2 separate regions of the Homo sapiens genome follow, and region 2 is linked to region 1. The links are chromatin loops, found by intact Hi-C in ENCODE. Cell type or tissue: GM12878. All regions are shown on one strand. Region 1 has its middle 29 kb from the start of SELENOK. Region 2 overlaps CACNA1D (calcium voltage-gated channel subunit alpha1 D).

Region 1 (8,000 bases):
TCAGAAAATACTACAAACACCTCTACGCAAATAAACTAGAAAATCTAGAAGAAATGGATAAATTCCTCGACACATACACCCTCCCAAGACTAAACCAGGAAGAAGTTGAATCTCTGAATAGACCAATAACAGGATCTGAAATTGTGGCAATAATCAATAGCTTACCAACCAAAAAGAGTCCAGGACCAGATGGATTCACAGCCAAATTCTACCAGAGCTACAAGGAGGAACTGGTACCATTCCTTCTGAAACTATTCCAATCAATAGAAAAAGAGGGAATCCTCCCTAACTCATTTTATGAGGCCAGCATCATTCTGATACCAAAGCCAGGCAGAGACACAACCAAAAAAGAGAATTTTAGACCAATATCCTTGATGAACATTGATGCAAATTCCTCAATCAAATACTGGCAAAACGAATCCAGCAGCACATCAAAAAGCTTATCCACCATGATCAAGTGGGCTTCATCCCTGGGATGCAAGGCTGGTTCAATATACGCAAATCAATAAATGTAATCCAGCATATAAACAGAGCCAAAGACAAAAACCACATGATTATCTCAATAGATGCAGAAAAAGCCTTTGACAAAATTCAACAACCCTTCATGCTAAAAACTCTCAATAAATTAGGTATTGATGGGACATATTTCAAAATAATAAGAGCTATCTATGACAAACCCACAGCCAATATCATACTGAATGGGCAAAAACTGGAAGCATTCCCTTTGAAAACTGGCACAAGACAGGGATGCCCTCTCTCACCACTCCTATTCAACATAGTGTTGGAAGTTCTGGCCAGGGCAATTAGGCAGGAGAAGGAAATAAAGGGTATTCAATTAGGAAAAGAGGAAATCAAATTGTCCCTGTTTGCAGACGACATGATTGTATATCTAGAAAACCCCATTGTCTCAGCCCAAAATCTCCTTCAGCTGATAAGCAACTTCAGCAAAGTCTCAGGATACAAAATCAATGTACAAAAATCACAAGCTTTCTTATACACCAACAACAGACAAACAGAGAGCCAAATCATGAGTGAACTCCCATTCACAATTGCTTCAAAGAGAATAAAATACCTAGGAATCCAACTTACAAGGGATGTGAAGGACCTCTTCAAGGAGAACTACAAACCACTGCTCAAGGAAATAAAGAGGATACAAACAAATGGAAGAACATTCCATGCTCATGGGTAGGAAGAATCAATATCGTGAGAATGGCCATACTGCCCAAGGTAATTTAAAGATTCAATGCCATCCCCATCAAGCTACCAATGCCTTTCTTCACAGAATTGGAAAAAACTACTTTAAAGTTCATATGGAACCAAAAAAGAGCCCGCATCGCCAAGTCAATCCTAAGCCAAAAGAACAAAGCTGGAGGCATCACACTACCTAACTTCAAACTATACCAGAAGGCTACAGTAACCAAAACAGCATGGTACTGGTACCAAAACAGAGATATAGATCAATGGAACAGAACAGAGCCCTCAGAAATAGCGCCGCATATCTACAACTATCTGATCTTTGACAAACCTGAGAAAAACAAGCAATGGGGAAAGGATTCCCTACTTAATAAATGGTGCTGGGAAAACTGGCTAGCCATATGGAGAAAGCTGAAACTGGATCCCTTCCTTACACCTTATACAAAAATCAATTCAAGATGGATTAAAGACTTAAACGTTAGACCTAAAACCATAAAAACCCTAGAAGAAAACCTAGGCATTACCATTCAGGACATAGGCACGGGCAAGGTCTTCATGTCTAAAACACCAAAAGCAATGGCAACAAAAGACAAAATTGACAAATGGGATCTAATTAAACTAAAGAGCTTCTGCACAGCAAAAGAAACTACCATCAGAGTGAACAGGCAACCTACAAAATGGGAGAAAATTTTCGCAACCTACTCATCTGACAAAGGGCTAATATCCAGAATCTACAATGAACTCAAACAAATTTACAAGAGAAAAACAAACAACCCCATCAAAAAGTGGGCGAAGGACATGAACAGACACTTCTCAAAAGAAGACATTTATGCAGCCAAAAAACACATGAAAAAATGCTCATCATCACTGGCCATCAGAGAAATGCAAATCAAAACCACAATGAGATACCACCTCACACTAGTTAGAATGGCAATCATTAAAAAGTCAGGAAACAACAGGTGCTGGTGAGGATGTGGAGAAACAGGAACACTTTGACACTGTTGGTGGGACTGTAAACTAGTTCAACCATCGTGGAAGTCAGTGTGGGGATTCCTCAGGGATCTAGAACTAGAAATACCATTTGACCCAGCCATCCCATTACTGGGTATATACCCAAAGGACTATAAATCATGCTGCTATAAAGACACATGCACACGTATGTTTATTGCGGCATTATTCACAATAGCAAAGACTTGGAACCAACCCAAATGTCCAACAATGATAGACTGGATTAAGAAAATGTGGCACATATACACCATGGAATACTATGCAGCCATAAAAATTGATGAGTTCATGTCCTTTGTAGGGACATGGATGAAATTGGACATCATCATTCTCAGTAAACTATCACAAGAACAAAAAACCAAACACTGCATATTCTCACTCATAGATGGGAATTGAACAATGAGATCACATGGACACAGGAAGGGGAATATCACACTCTGGGGACTGTTGTGGGGTGGGGGGAGGGGGGAGGGATAGCATTGGGAGATATACCTAATGCTAGATGACCAGTTAGTGGGTGCAGCGCACCAGCATGGCACATGTATACATATGTAACTAACCTGCACAATGTGCACATGTACCCTAAAACTTAAAGTATAATAAAAAAAAAAAAGCTATCAAAAAAAAAGAGTTGGTTTACCTAAAAAATTACACAATTAATATATTTTTAAAAAACAAGAAAAATAAATAAATAAAATTATACAATAATATATTAGTTTGCTAGAGCACACATTGGGTGGCTTAAATAACAAAAATTAATTGTCTCAGTTCTAGACAGAGGAAGTCAAAAGTCAAAATATTGGCAGAGTTGGTTCCTTCTAAGGGCTGTGAATGAACAGTCTGTTCCAGGCCTCTCTTCGTTTGGCCTGTAGATGGCTGTCTTCTCCCTGTGTCTCTTCACATCATCTTCTCTTTATTTATGCATGTCTCTGTGCCCAAAATTTCCCTTTTCATCAAGACACCAATTATACTGGGTTAGGGCCCACCCTAATGACTTCACATTAACTAATTAATTTTGTAAAGACCCTCTCTTTTATGTATTTATTTATTTATTTGCTTATTTTTTGAGACAGGGTTTCACTCACTCCTGTCACCCAGGCGGGAGTGCAGTGGCACAATCTCAGCTCACTGCAGCCTCAACCACCTGGGCTCAAGGGATCCTCCTGCCTCAGCCTCCCAAGTAGCTGGCCAGCCACTGCAGGAGCCACTGGGCCTGGCTCATTTTTTGTATTTCTGGTAGAGACAGGGTTCCACCATTTTGCCCAGGCTGGTCTTGAACTCCTGGACTCAAGTGATCTGCTGGCCTTGGCCTCCAAAAGTGCTGGGATTACAGGTGTGAGCCACCATACCCAGCTGTAAAGACCCTCTCATTAAATATGGCAACATTCTGAGGTACTAGGGGTTAGCACTTCAACATATGAATTGAAGGGGACAAGAGGGAAACAGTGGACAGAATTCAACCCATAACAAGTAATTTTAAAACTGTCGAAACTTGATCAGGCATGGTGGCTCATGACTATAATCCTAGTACTTTGGGGGGCCAACATGGGCAGATCACATGAGCCCAGGAGTTCAAGACCAGCCTGGCCAACATGGTGAAACTCTGTCTCTATTGAAAATACAAAAATTAGTTGGGTATGGTGGTGGATGCCTATAATCCCAGCTACTCAGGAGGCTGCGGCAGGAGAATTGCTTCAACCCGGGAGGCAGAGGTTGCAGTGAGCCGAGTGCCACTGCACTCCAGCCTGGGCAACAGAGTGAGACTCTGTCTCAGAAACAACAACAACAAACTATTGAAACTTTCTTTAGTGAAATAATACATTTCAAGATAAGACATTCCAAATTTTTCTTTTACTCTTTTCTCTTTGGCGCCTACTTACAAACATAATTAGGTTCAGCAAAATCAGTTTTGAGCTAGCTATAGTGCCTCACATAACAGTAGATGTGCAATAAATGTGCTAATTTGAATTTTATTCTATCAGAGCCTTAATAATGAATCTGCTCAATAGTGATTACATCCCATGGAATCAAGCAAGTTCCAAATGACTACAAGACACTTTATGTCTCCAACACAACATGAATCATCTGAATGCAATGGCCTATTGAATCTTTATTTTGTAGAGCCTTGAGGGTGAAATATAGCCAAAATATTTTCTACAGGCTATTTAAATGAGACCAGATGACAGATAGATTTCTTCCTTTAATCACCACTTAAGAGGCATGGTGCCACTTAAGCCATGAAACATAAGCTACAAATAAAACAAAAACTTGCAAAAAAAAATTGGTAACAAAGGAGTTTTTGGCCATTGGCCATCAATAAAGGAAAGGAGGGAAGGAAAGAAGAAGGAGAAACTAATTAATTTAGCCACAAACATTTGTGCAGACCAAAAAATTTCCAAATTTGATGAAAGACATGAATGTAAATATCCAAGCTCAATAAACTCCAAATAGGATGAACGCAAAGAGACCCATACCAAGACATATTATAATCAAACTGTCCAAAGCCAAAACAAAAAGAGAATCTTGAAAGCAGTGAGAGAGAAGCAACTTGTCTCATACAAGGGATTCCTAATAAGATTAAAATCAATTTTTTTTTCTTTTTCTGGAGTGCAGTGGCACGATCTTGGCTCACTGCAACTTCTGCTTCCCGGGTTTAAGCAATTTTCCTGCTTCAGCCTCCCAAGTAGCTGGGATTACAGGCATGTGTCACAACACCCGGCTAATTTTTTTTTTTTTTTTTTTTTTTGTATTTTTAGTAGAGACAGGGTTTTGCCATGTTCGCCAGGCTGGTCTCAAACTCCTGACCTCAAGTGATCTGCCCTACTCAGCTACCCAAAGTGCTGGGATTACAGGTGTGAACCATCATGCCCAGCCAACATCAGATTTCTTTTCAGAAGCTTTGGAAGCCAGAAGACAGTGGGTTGATATATTCAAGGGCTATAAGCAAAAATAAACAAAAAACAACAACAAAAACCTGTCAACCAAGAATCCTACATGTGGCAAAACTGTCCTTCAGAAGTAAGGGAGAAATTATGACATTCCCTACAAATAAAAACTGAAGGAGTTTGTTATCACTAAAACTTCCCTGCACGAAATCCTAAAGGTACTGACCTAAGGAGTGAAAAAAAGAAAAGAAAAGAAATGTTAAAGGGTGTTCTGCAGGTTGAAAAGAAAAGGCAGTAACTTAAAGCCATATTGAAAAAAAAAAAAAGATATCAGTAAAGGCAAATAAACAGGCAATTACAAAAGCTAGTATTATTGTAACAATGGTGTGTAACACTACTTTTTGTTTTCCAGGTAATTTATGAGAGTTTTTAAAATACATTTTTAAAAAATTATTAGTCTAAAAGCTAGTATTGTTGTAACTTTAGTTTGTAACTGTACATTTTGTTTTCTATATAATTTAAGATATGAATGCATTAAAAATTATTAGCTGAAGGTTTTCAACACATAAAGTATAAAGATGGATTCCTGTAACATGAACAGCTGAAAATGATGGGAACAGAGCTTCTAAAGGAGCAGAGTTTATATATGTTATTAAATTTAACCAGATGTAAATTCAACTTTTGGATATTAAATGTAATCTCCATGGTAATCACAAAGAAAAAAATAGCTAAAGCATATACACAAAAGGAAATGAAAAAGGAATTTAAACATTTTGCTACAAAAAAAATCAACTAAGCACAAAAGAGAGCAGTAATGCAGGAAATGAGACACAAAAAAACCTATTATATGGCATATGGAAAACAAATAGCAAAATAACAGAAGTAAGTTATTTCTTATCAGTAATTACTTTAAATGTAAATAGATTAAATCTTCCAGTCGAAAGACAGAGATTGACAGAATGGATTAAAAAATGGTTTAACTATATGCTGTCTACAAGAGGCTCATTGGTTCCAAAGACACAATTAGGTTGATGAAAAAGGATATTCCATGCAAATAATAACCTAAAGAAAGTAGATGTGGTGAATATGCTAATATCAGACAAAATAGACTATAAATCAAAAAAAGATTACAAGAGAGATAAAGAAGGATATTATATATTAATAAAAGGCTCAATATGGAAAGAAGATATAACAGTTATAAACTTTTGCAAAACAAATAACAGACCATCAAAATACATAAATTAAAAACTGACCGAATTGAAAGGAGAAATAGACAGTTCTACAATAATAGTTGGAGACTTCAATACCTCACTCTCAATGACGGATAAAACCGACAGAAAATAAGTAATAGAAGACTTGAACAACATAATCAATCAACTATGTCTAACAGACATATACAGAACACTTTATTCAACAACAACAGAATATACATTCTTCTCAAGTGCAAAAACATTTTCCCAAAATACCTTATGTTTGGCCACAAATTAAGTCTCAATAGATTTTAAAACACAGATACCATACAAAGTGTCTTCTCTGAGCACAATGGGATGAAGTTAAAAATCAATAATGGAAGGAAAATTGGAAAACAGACAAATTTGTGGAAATTAAATACCATCATATTGGCGATTAGGATTTCAACATATGAATTTTGGGGGAACTACAAACATTCAGTCTGTAGCACTACTTCAACATGATAAAAACTGTGTATGAAAAACCCACAGCTGGCTGGGCGCAGTGGCTCACGCCTGTAATCCCAGCACTTTGGGAGGCTGAGTTAGGCGGATCACAAGGTCAGGAGATGGAGACCAGCCTGGCTAACATGGTGAAACCCCGTCTCTACTAAAAACACAAAAAAATTAGCTGGGCGTGGTGGCGGGCGCCTGTAGTCCCAGCTACTTGGGAGGCTGAGGCAGGAGAACGGTGTGAACCTGGGAGGTGGAGCTTGCAGTGAGCCAAGATCGTGCCACTGCACTCCAGCCTGGACAACAGAGTGAGACTCTGTCTCAAAAAAGAAAAAAGAAAAACCCACAGCTAACATCATACTAAATGGTGAAAGATTGAAATCTTTTCCTCTAAGATCAAGAACAAGGCAAGATGCTCACTTTTTGCCACTTTTATTTAATATATACTGCAGTACTGGAAATCCTAGCCAATGCAACTAGGAAAAAAATAAGCATGCAATTTGGAAAGGAAGAAGTAAAATTTTATCTGTTTGGAGATGACATGATCTTGTATGTAGAAACCCCTAAAGATTTCACAGTTATACACCAAAAAAAACCCCGTTAGAACTAATAAGTAAATTCAGCAAAGTAGCAGGATACAAAGTCAACACAAATCAGTAATATTTCTATACATTAACAATAAATAATATCAAAAGGAAATTAAGAAAACAACTTCATTTATAATAGCATCAAAAAGGATGAAATACTTAAGAATTAACTGAGGAGGTGAAAGAATTGTACAATGAAAACTACAAAAGATTGCTGAAAGACATTAAAGAAGACATAAAGATATGGAAAGACATCCTATGTTCATAAATTGAAATACTTCATATTGTTAGGATGCCAATACTAGCCAGAGGAATCTGCAGATTCAATGCAATCCCTATCAAAATACCAATTTTTCTGCAGAAATAGAAAAAAATTCTAAAATTTGTATGGAATCGAAAGGGATCATAGATAGCCAAAAATAATCTTGAAAATAGATTCACGAAAGTGGAATACTTACATTTTCTGATTTCAAAACTTAACTACACAAACTGTGCACTTAAAAATGGTTAAGATGGTAAATTTTATGTTACATGTATTTTACCATAACAAAAAAATTGAGAAAAAAACTTACTCCAAATCTAAAGTAATCAAAACAGTGTGGTACTGTCATAAAAACAAATACAGACCAACAGTATAGAATAGAATA
Region 2 (8,000 bases), 190 kb after region 1:
AAGTGAAGGTTGGAGCATCATTTGCTAACATGCAAGGATCTCATGGCCCGGCATGAGAGTTCTCACCAAGTCCTGTGGTCTCGTGAAGCAATGGAGGGTGGCTCATGCCTGACACCTGGGCTCAAACGATGGCTCTCTGGGCCATCAGAACCTCGCTGCTGTCCTCAATGTGCCCTGCGCCTGGTTAGCAACTGGTTATCCATACCCTCAATGTTTGACTTTAGAATTTAAACATATACATATACACATGTATGTATTTATGTATGTATATGTACATATATGTATACACATAAAACATATATATAAAACATACACATAAATATATGTATACACATATATTTAAATTGTAAAGTATATGTGTGTATATATGTATATCTAAAATATGTATGTATATGTTTAAATTCTAAAGTATATACGTGTGTATATGTATATATACCTATCTGTATTCCTGTATTCTATAAGACTATTATAGATAGATAGCTTTTCCTTGGAAAAGATTTTTTCCACTTTCAAACTGGAGTCAACTTTATGTAAGGCGACCCCTCACTTCAAGTCCTCCCTTTTGGGCCTATTTAATGCTGGGCGTACCCCCCTGAGGACCTGAAGGTGGTTAGCAGTTGAGTCTGGGAAAGAACTTCCAAGCTAGTGAGGGCAGGAGTGCTTTGTAGCTTTAGGTGAAAATAAATGCATTCCCTCAACATATATATATATATATATATATATATATATATACACACACATATATATATGTATATGTATATGTATATATATATACATATACATACATACATACATACACACACACACACACACACACAAACACACACACACACACAAAGGGCTGTAGGTGTCAGCAATATCAGTTTAATAACCTTTTTTTTTTAAAGAACACCCAAACAGTGGTGAGCTGTAAAAGCTACCATCACATCTTCATATCTCTGAGGATGCCAGCAGGCCTTGCTTCCCACCTGTGTCTCCCTAGGGCCAATGAATTATAAAGAGTTGTTCTCTGACAGCCAAGAACTACTTCTGCAATTCTAGAAACCTTTCCAGGAGCCATTTATTTCCCCTGGCATTCCACTCAGTCCCAGATGATTTAAAACCTAGAAACTAGCTAGTAAATAAACGTCTTCCTCTTATAGTACTTGTGAGTCATTACCCTGTTCCTTGTGAGCACCTTATCATTTTAACATGAGAAATGCTATTTTAAGTAGACTATCATAGAGCTGAACTGAATACTTACAACCCATAAAATATCACTGTGCAATATGACTTTACAAAGATAAAACTCAATTGGGAAAACTGATCAATCAAGTGGGGGATCTATGAGGATGAGGATGCTATGCGGACCTTGGTCACAAAAATTCTCATCCCACAAGGCATCCTAACAGAAGATCCACTCATTAGGAAAAATTTCCACGGCTGGCCGAAGCATGGAACACCAGAGCAGTGAGCTCCAGCTGGAATATGCTGGGGTGGACAAGGCTTTCCCCATTGCTGTCCCCATGCAGGGGTGAAGGCAGGGAGGAGAACCTAGAATGGAGCTCCTCCCAGGACCTGGCCACACCCCTGTGGGAAGGAGGCAGCTAGGAAGAGATGAGCTGAGGGCAAGAGCAACAGTGGAGGAGAGAGGGGTTGGAGGGGACTTGGGTGAGGGCGCCAGGGACACTCAGGTTCAGAAAGGGCTGTGAACCACTTCCCCTCACCCCCACCCGAGCCACCCTCAAGCAACCTGTAGGGTCACTGGCAAGAGGCAGCCGTGAGAGACTAGAAGGGGAGTATTTACGGGTTGGTCTTGCTAAGAATGAAGAAAGCGCTCCCTTCAGGGATGGGGGCAATTTTTTCCTTCATGTTCAACTCCGAGATCCTTCGAGGACGGGGTCCGGCAGGAACCTCAGGTTCATCCTCCTCCTCTTCCTCTTCCTCTTCCCCTACTTTAAATGAAATACTTTTTTTATAGGCATGAAATAAAGACTACATATGGGTTTGAATTATTCTTAATTTCACATGCAAATTTGGCTTAAACTTTAACAACATCTACCTGCTTACATGAATCAAAACCCTCCTGCTCCTTCAGAACATGGACTGAGTGTGTGTTGCAGGGGTGGGGGGTGCTGAGAAGTGTCCCCGTCTGGTGAGCATGTTTAGTTTGCGGGAATGATGAGATTCCCACCAGCGTAAGATCTGACCACAGATGAAAGGTGGCAGTGCTGAGATTCTCACTGCCAACCTCCCAACACCTGGCTGTTTCCCCAGTAACCTCCTCGCTCAGACTAGCCTGAGAAACTGTGTGGGACTTTCAGTCTCAATCAGCTCCTAGGCTCCCAACTCCACAGTCCCACCCACATCAGCCAATAAATGTGCCAGTCAAATATAAAAGTGTCAGGTGAGCGCTAACACCGGGGGGCCTCCTGGACCAGTCTCCCAGCAGAAGCTGGGACTGCCCTGACCCACCTGCACTTTCCCTCCCCATCACCTGGAATTTGAGTGACACATTCTGCCTGTGACCATGGGAAAAAGGCGAGCTAACTGGTCCCACGGCCTTGGTGGCCTCAGCAGCTCATGTGCACGCTGCTGGGCTGGCTGGCCGCAGACTCGGCAGGTGGTCACAGAGCAGTAGCAAAGACACACAGCAAAGCCAGCGTCTCCGGCCTCCGCCACCATACCTGGCACATCGCAAGGCGGATAGGGGTCCTTGTCTTCATCCTCTTCTCTATAGTCATCAATTGTAACCTAGGATGACAAAGACATCTTGGGAGGAGGGGAGACTGACTTAAAATCACTTCAGAGAGGAAAAGTCACCCTGGTGGTCCAGCATAGGGCATGGATTCCTCCCCAAAGCTGCATCTGTATTTGAGTGTGCAGGGACAGGCAGATGTCCCCAGATGGTGATTCTGCTTCAGACAGAAGGCCTGAGGGCAGGTGAGAAGAAGGCTGAACCCTGACCCAGTCGTGGTTAGCCAGCACCATTCAGGGCTCTGTCCTTGCCCTGTGCCAGCACATTCACTCATACCATGTGATAATGCATCTCATACTCCTGTCTTCCTGCCAGACTGTGAGCCCCATGAAGGCAGGGACCTGTCTTCTTCATTCCTGAATCCTCAGTGTCTGATACATGATAGCCACTCAGTAAGCATTTATCAACTCGATGAACAGAGAAAGAACAAAACAACCAGGGCTGTCATAAATGGGATTCAGTTTTACAGTATAGCCCTGAGGCCACCTGATCCTGGGATTACCTCTGGAAACAGACATCTATTAAAAATCCGCGATTTTCATACCCACTCAGAAGATGCTAACGTGATCCTGACCACGGGTCAGGGCTGATTGCACAATTCCAATAAAGAAAACATAAGTGGTCAAACTAGTCAATTCTTTATCATATTGGTTTTCTGGTGAAATATCAGTAAACACAACTAACTGCCTAAATTCAACCAGAATCCCCCCTGGGAAGCCAGGGTCTATATGGTGTGCCATATTCTTCACACCAAAATATTACAAGAATGATACACAAGACACTTCCACAGTGTAAATGGTACATGTATGGAGATCAACAGGATCATTTTGAAACAAAAAGGGGAGAAGCATCTTAGAATACATACCTTGTTGTCACTGTTGGCTATCTGGTTGACTTCTGGTTTGTTGTTCTTTTTATTTTCTAGGCTCTCTTTTCTAAAGAGAAGAGAAAAGAGCACAAGAAACCAAATAACCATGTTACTCTGTATAAAAATGCTAATCAGGATTCTGAATCAATAATGCTCCAATGAAGGACAGAATTTAATTAGAAACAACACTAACCACAAGAGCCTAGCACAACCCAAACTCAGAGCTTCCTGGTAATCTCAATGCGATGGATTCATTACACAGACCATCTTATTAAAATTCTCATCTGAGAGCTAATCAGCATTGAATGCATCATTTATTTTATGACACCAAAATTAACTGCAGTGATTCTTTAAGCATGGGGACACGTGACTCCCACTCTCAGCCCCGAGGGATGACAGCCAAGAGCCTGGCTTCTGCCCAAGATTCCATCCGTTTTGGTCTGCAGTGCATGGTCAACCATGATCCACAAAGCAGCAACCCGGGGGCTGCAGCTGCCGTGATGCGGGGGTAAGCCTGGCAGGCTGCAACTGTTGCAGGGCTCCCAACACAGCCCCTGGACAAACACGTCAGGGGAAAATAGGGTTACCTGGCAATCTTTTTCCTCTCCTTTTCTTCCGCTTCTTCTTTCTGAGCAGTGTTCAGACTTTCAGCATCAGCCAAATTGTCTACAGCGATGGCCAAGAAGACATTCAGTAGAATATCTAATTTCAACTTTTTAAGGGCACAACACACTACTAAATGCAACTACGTGCGGCCAACAATGGCAACGCCACACACCTCTGCATCCCGGGAAGCTGGTAGTAAGTGACCGTCCCAAGTGTTATACTCACACAGCAAAACTAGAGTACCAGAGCCCTGCTTTTCAAACAAAACAAAACAAAACAAAACAAAACAAAAGTAAAAACCTGTAAAAGGACAGTCTACAGAAGTAAAATTAAGATTCACTAAAACCCATGAAAACCCACTAATTTCAACCTTTCTCTGTGTGTGTGTGTGTCCAAACATCTACGTATCTATAGCTATGTTATACATTTTATAAAACAATCTATAACATAAACATGGTATAATTAAAAAGTAGTTTGGGTTTTTTTTTTAAACACATACTACAACTACAACATATATATTCAGGGGAGTGCTTTCCAAAACAGACCACTTCAAAGGTTGCAAGTTATTCAAATGATGATGCCCTTGCACAAGACAGTATGAGACTTTCTCCTTTGAAATAACCTTCAGAGTCTACAGATAACTCATTCATTCCTTCACTCCACAAACACTGACTGACTATAATGTGTCTGACTTACTGCCACCTGGTGCTGGACTGTTGTGAATAGTCTCACTGCAGCTCGATCTTTGATCACTGTACCTGAACTTGATTTTTGCCCTCTCCAGCCCAGGACAAATTGCTTCCCGAGGCTCATTGCAGTTCCAGTTAAAAAACACAATAAAAGGTTAGGTGACTGAACAAATTATCATATTTTTTCACTCTTACTCTAATGTTGTATACATGGCTTTCTTGAATGTTTTTGTTTTTAACAAGTATTCTGAACAAGACTCCTAAATCAGAAGATGCCTGTTTCTTACCCACTAGCAGTGAAGCATGTTTTTGAGAAGCACAGGGATGAGAGGGCAATAAGTGAGAAGGCCCCCTTCTGTGACAAATGCTTCTCTCTGCCTGATGCCCGGCCATCTGCAGGCAAAACTGCAGGAGCCCAGAGACCCCGAGACAGGAGCAGCATAGCACTGTCCCATACGCCCTGTGCAATTTGTTGTCTTGGATGGGTTGCTGAACACGTAAACCAACATAACCTAACAAGGAACAGATGATGAAATCTCTGTGAGGGAATAGCACGCCTGACTAATCTATTCAAGGTTTTAAAGAGGAGAGAAACGTAAGTGAATTACATTAAGACTCAAAAAGCCTTTGACATGCTGGCCTATTTTTTAACTGGAGCTGCAATGAGCCTCAGGAAGCAATTAGTCCTGGGCTGGAGATGGCTTGGTAACATGAGCATTCCTCTGCTAGGCCTGGGGTAATGGTAACTCGGACAGGGGCTAGTGATGAGACTAGCTGTACTGAGTATTCCCTCCATGATCTCAGTGAAGAAACAATAATCTCTCTAGTCTTGCCATGACACTCAACTCCTTTGGGTAGTGGAAAGCAAATCCAGAGTGATGAGCCACAGGAAGATCTTACAAGCTTGTAACAACTTTCCAGAGCAAAATCCATCATCTGTATTGAGAGGCATTACTCAGACCCTCCTAAAGAGTGGCATGCTCTGGAATTCATCCAGAAAGATCTACCAAGTACCTCCAATGTGTCAGGCACTGTTGTGGGTGCTGAGGGCACAGGAAGAAACACCACACACTGGAATGTCTACTCTAGTTGGGGAAGACAGAGCATAAGCAGCTCCCTAAGCACCTCTGATACAGTGGCATGTGCTATAAAGAAAACAACATGCAACCACAGACAAGCACCAGGGAATACTTCTCTGCAGATTCAAGTCCAGGATGTTGCTGTGGCCTAAAGAGTCAACCATAGGACAGCAGAAAAAGAAAATAATGACCTTTCATTTACCAAGGGCCAACTATGTGCAAGATCCCGTACTCTATTGAGAGATGTGAATACAAAAAGATTCCTGACTCAAGAAGCTTATCCATCTAGTTAGGGAGATGGAGGAATGCCCACTCAAAATTCCAGTAGACAGGCCGGGCGCAGTGGCTCACACCTGTAATCCCAGCACTTTGGGAGGCCAAGGCGGGCGGATCACCTGAGGTCAGGAGTTTTAGACCGGCCTGGTTAACATGGAGAAACCCCATCTCTACTAAAAATGCAAAAATTAGCTGGGCATGGTGGTGCACACATGTAATCCCAGCTACTCAGGAGGCTGAGGCAGGAGAATCACTTGAACCCAGGAGGCGGAGGTTGCAGTGAGCCGAGATTGCACCACTGCACTCCATCCAGCCTGCGTGACAGAGTGAGACTCCTTCTATAAAATAATAATAATAAATAAATAAAAATCCAGTAGACAGAAGAACCTACAGGCAGTAAGAGACGTGGATAAAATCTGAGGGGGAGCTCAGAGGTAGAAGAACCTTCTCTGGGTGGGAGACAGGGCAGGGGTGGCTCTTGTGGAGGGGGCCTTAGAGCCGAGTCAAGGGACTACAAGGATGTATATGTGTTGAGATGGGGTTTTTATAAAATACCTTATAGCACAAAGCATTGTCCTTGTAGAAAAGGGGGCAGGTTTGCACTGAGGTTACCACACTGAAGAAAATTTATCAGTGAGCCAGACAAGATAAAGAAGAAAACACCTACAGAGATCTGGGCCACCTTAGAAGCAGAATCCAGATTAGGACCTTTTAAAATGGAAGGGTGAAAACCCAGATGTAGTATCATGAGTGTGTACGTCGTTCATGCATCAAACATTCATTAAAGGCCTCTGTGTACCAGGTCTGGTGCTAGGCATGGAGGACCTGGAGATAAAACACCGAGAACCAAAGGCTATAGGATCAGGAAGGGTCTGAATGAGGTAAATACAGATCTAAGGGCCAATTCCAGAAGTCTAGGATTAGAGGGTGCCTCTCGACAGGGAAAAGGGGTAAAGTAAGGCAGAGAGAAGTTATGCAGCATGATTTAGCAGCTAGCCAATGGACACTTGATCCGCAAAGATGGACAGATCAGCAAAGTGAAATTAGCCCAGGGGAGCACAGATCAGTCCACAAAGATGGCTCTCATCAGTCACGAAGGGTCTTAGGAAGTCACAGATGGACGCCTAAGCTCCCAATAATGATAACATAAAGAACCACCTGGCCTTGCGCTCAGCCATCCCTCGGGACCTGTACAGGAGACATGATGCCAAACTGAGTGACCTCTGGGACCAGTATGTGTGCTGTCTCACGCTCCTTCCCTGGGCTTGCTTCTCTTAGCCAGAGCGCATCCCTCAAAGCCTCTCTGGAATTCTGCTTACAGGACGCTGTCCCCCAGCAGCATGGAAGAAAAGCAGATATTGAGCTAATAAGGTAAAGGCATTTACCTCCCTGCCACAACTACTACCACCACCATCACCACAGAGAAATGCAGAGGAAGAAAAACAAAACCAGATAACGACGGCAACAACAAAGCCTGGTCGGCTTGAAGGATACAGTTACCACAAATGAAGAGGATGATGAAGTAGATGCAGACGATCATTCCTGAAGAGGATGGGCCCCCGTAAGCCATGATGCCATCGTACATCACAGCATTCCAGTCTTCGCCTGTCAGGATCTGAGAAGCCAAACTGGTATCAGCCAGCAGGTGGATTCACAAATTGCAGCCGCTCTCTTAGAGCCCCTCGGTGGCTGCCTAGATCTGGTTTAAGCTGCCTTTCACAGTCCAGTTTGCACTGAACAAATCC

Evidence for each region. A loop is a pair of places that touch in the nucleus more often than their neighbours do. Peaks named below come from ENCODE experiments on the same cell type or tissue, not always from the same donor. Only the 100,000 strongest peaks of a DNase experiment are listed, where the experiment ranks them.
Region 2: a loop joins it to region 1, with 6 times the contacts of the local background. A loop is called at or near these places in 5 of 110 quality-filtered maps.

What each region holds. Positions count from the first base shown.
Region 1 is chr3:53,916,560-53,924,559 of GRCh38, reverse strand. No RefSeq gene overlaps it. Among named protein-coding and RNA genes, the nearest start is that of SELENOK, 29 kb to the right of the region's middle. In GM12878, a CTCF peak has its summit at 3,078 (motif pointing right); no DNase peak of the experiment used is centred here.
Region 2 is chr3:53,726,749-53,734,748 of GRCh38, reverse strand. CACNA1D (calcium voltage-gated channel subunit alpha1 D) reads right to left here. Exons shown (of 48, transcript NM_001128840.3): 15 at 7,750-7,870; 16 at 4,193-4,307; 17 at 3,603-3,672; 18 at 2,667-2,733; 19 at 1,787-1,934. Among named protein-coding and RNA genes, the nearest start is that of CHDH, 120 kb to the left of the region's middle. RefSeq lists enhancers at 2,015-2,553, 2,554-3,094. In GM12878, a CTCF peak has its summit at 4,920 (motif pointing left); a DNase peak (open chromatin) is centred at 2,251.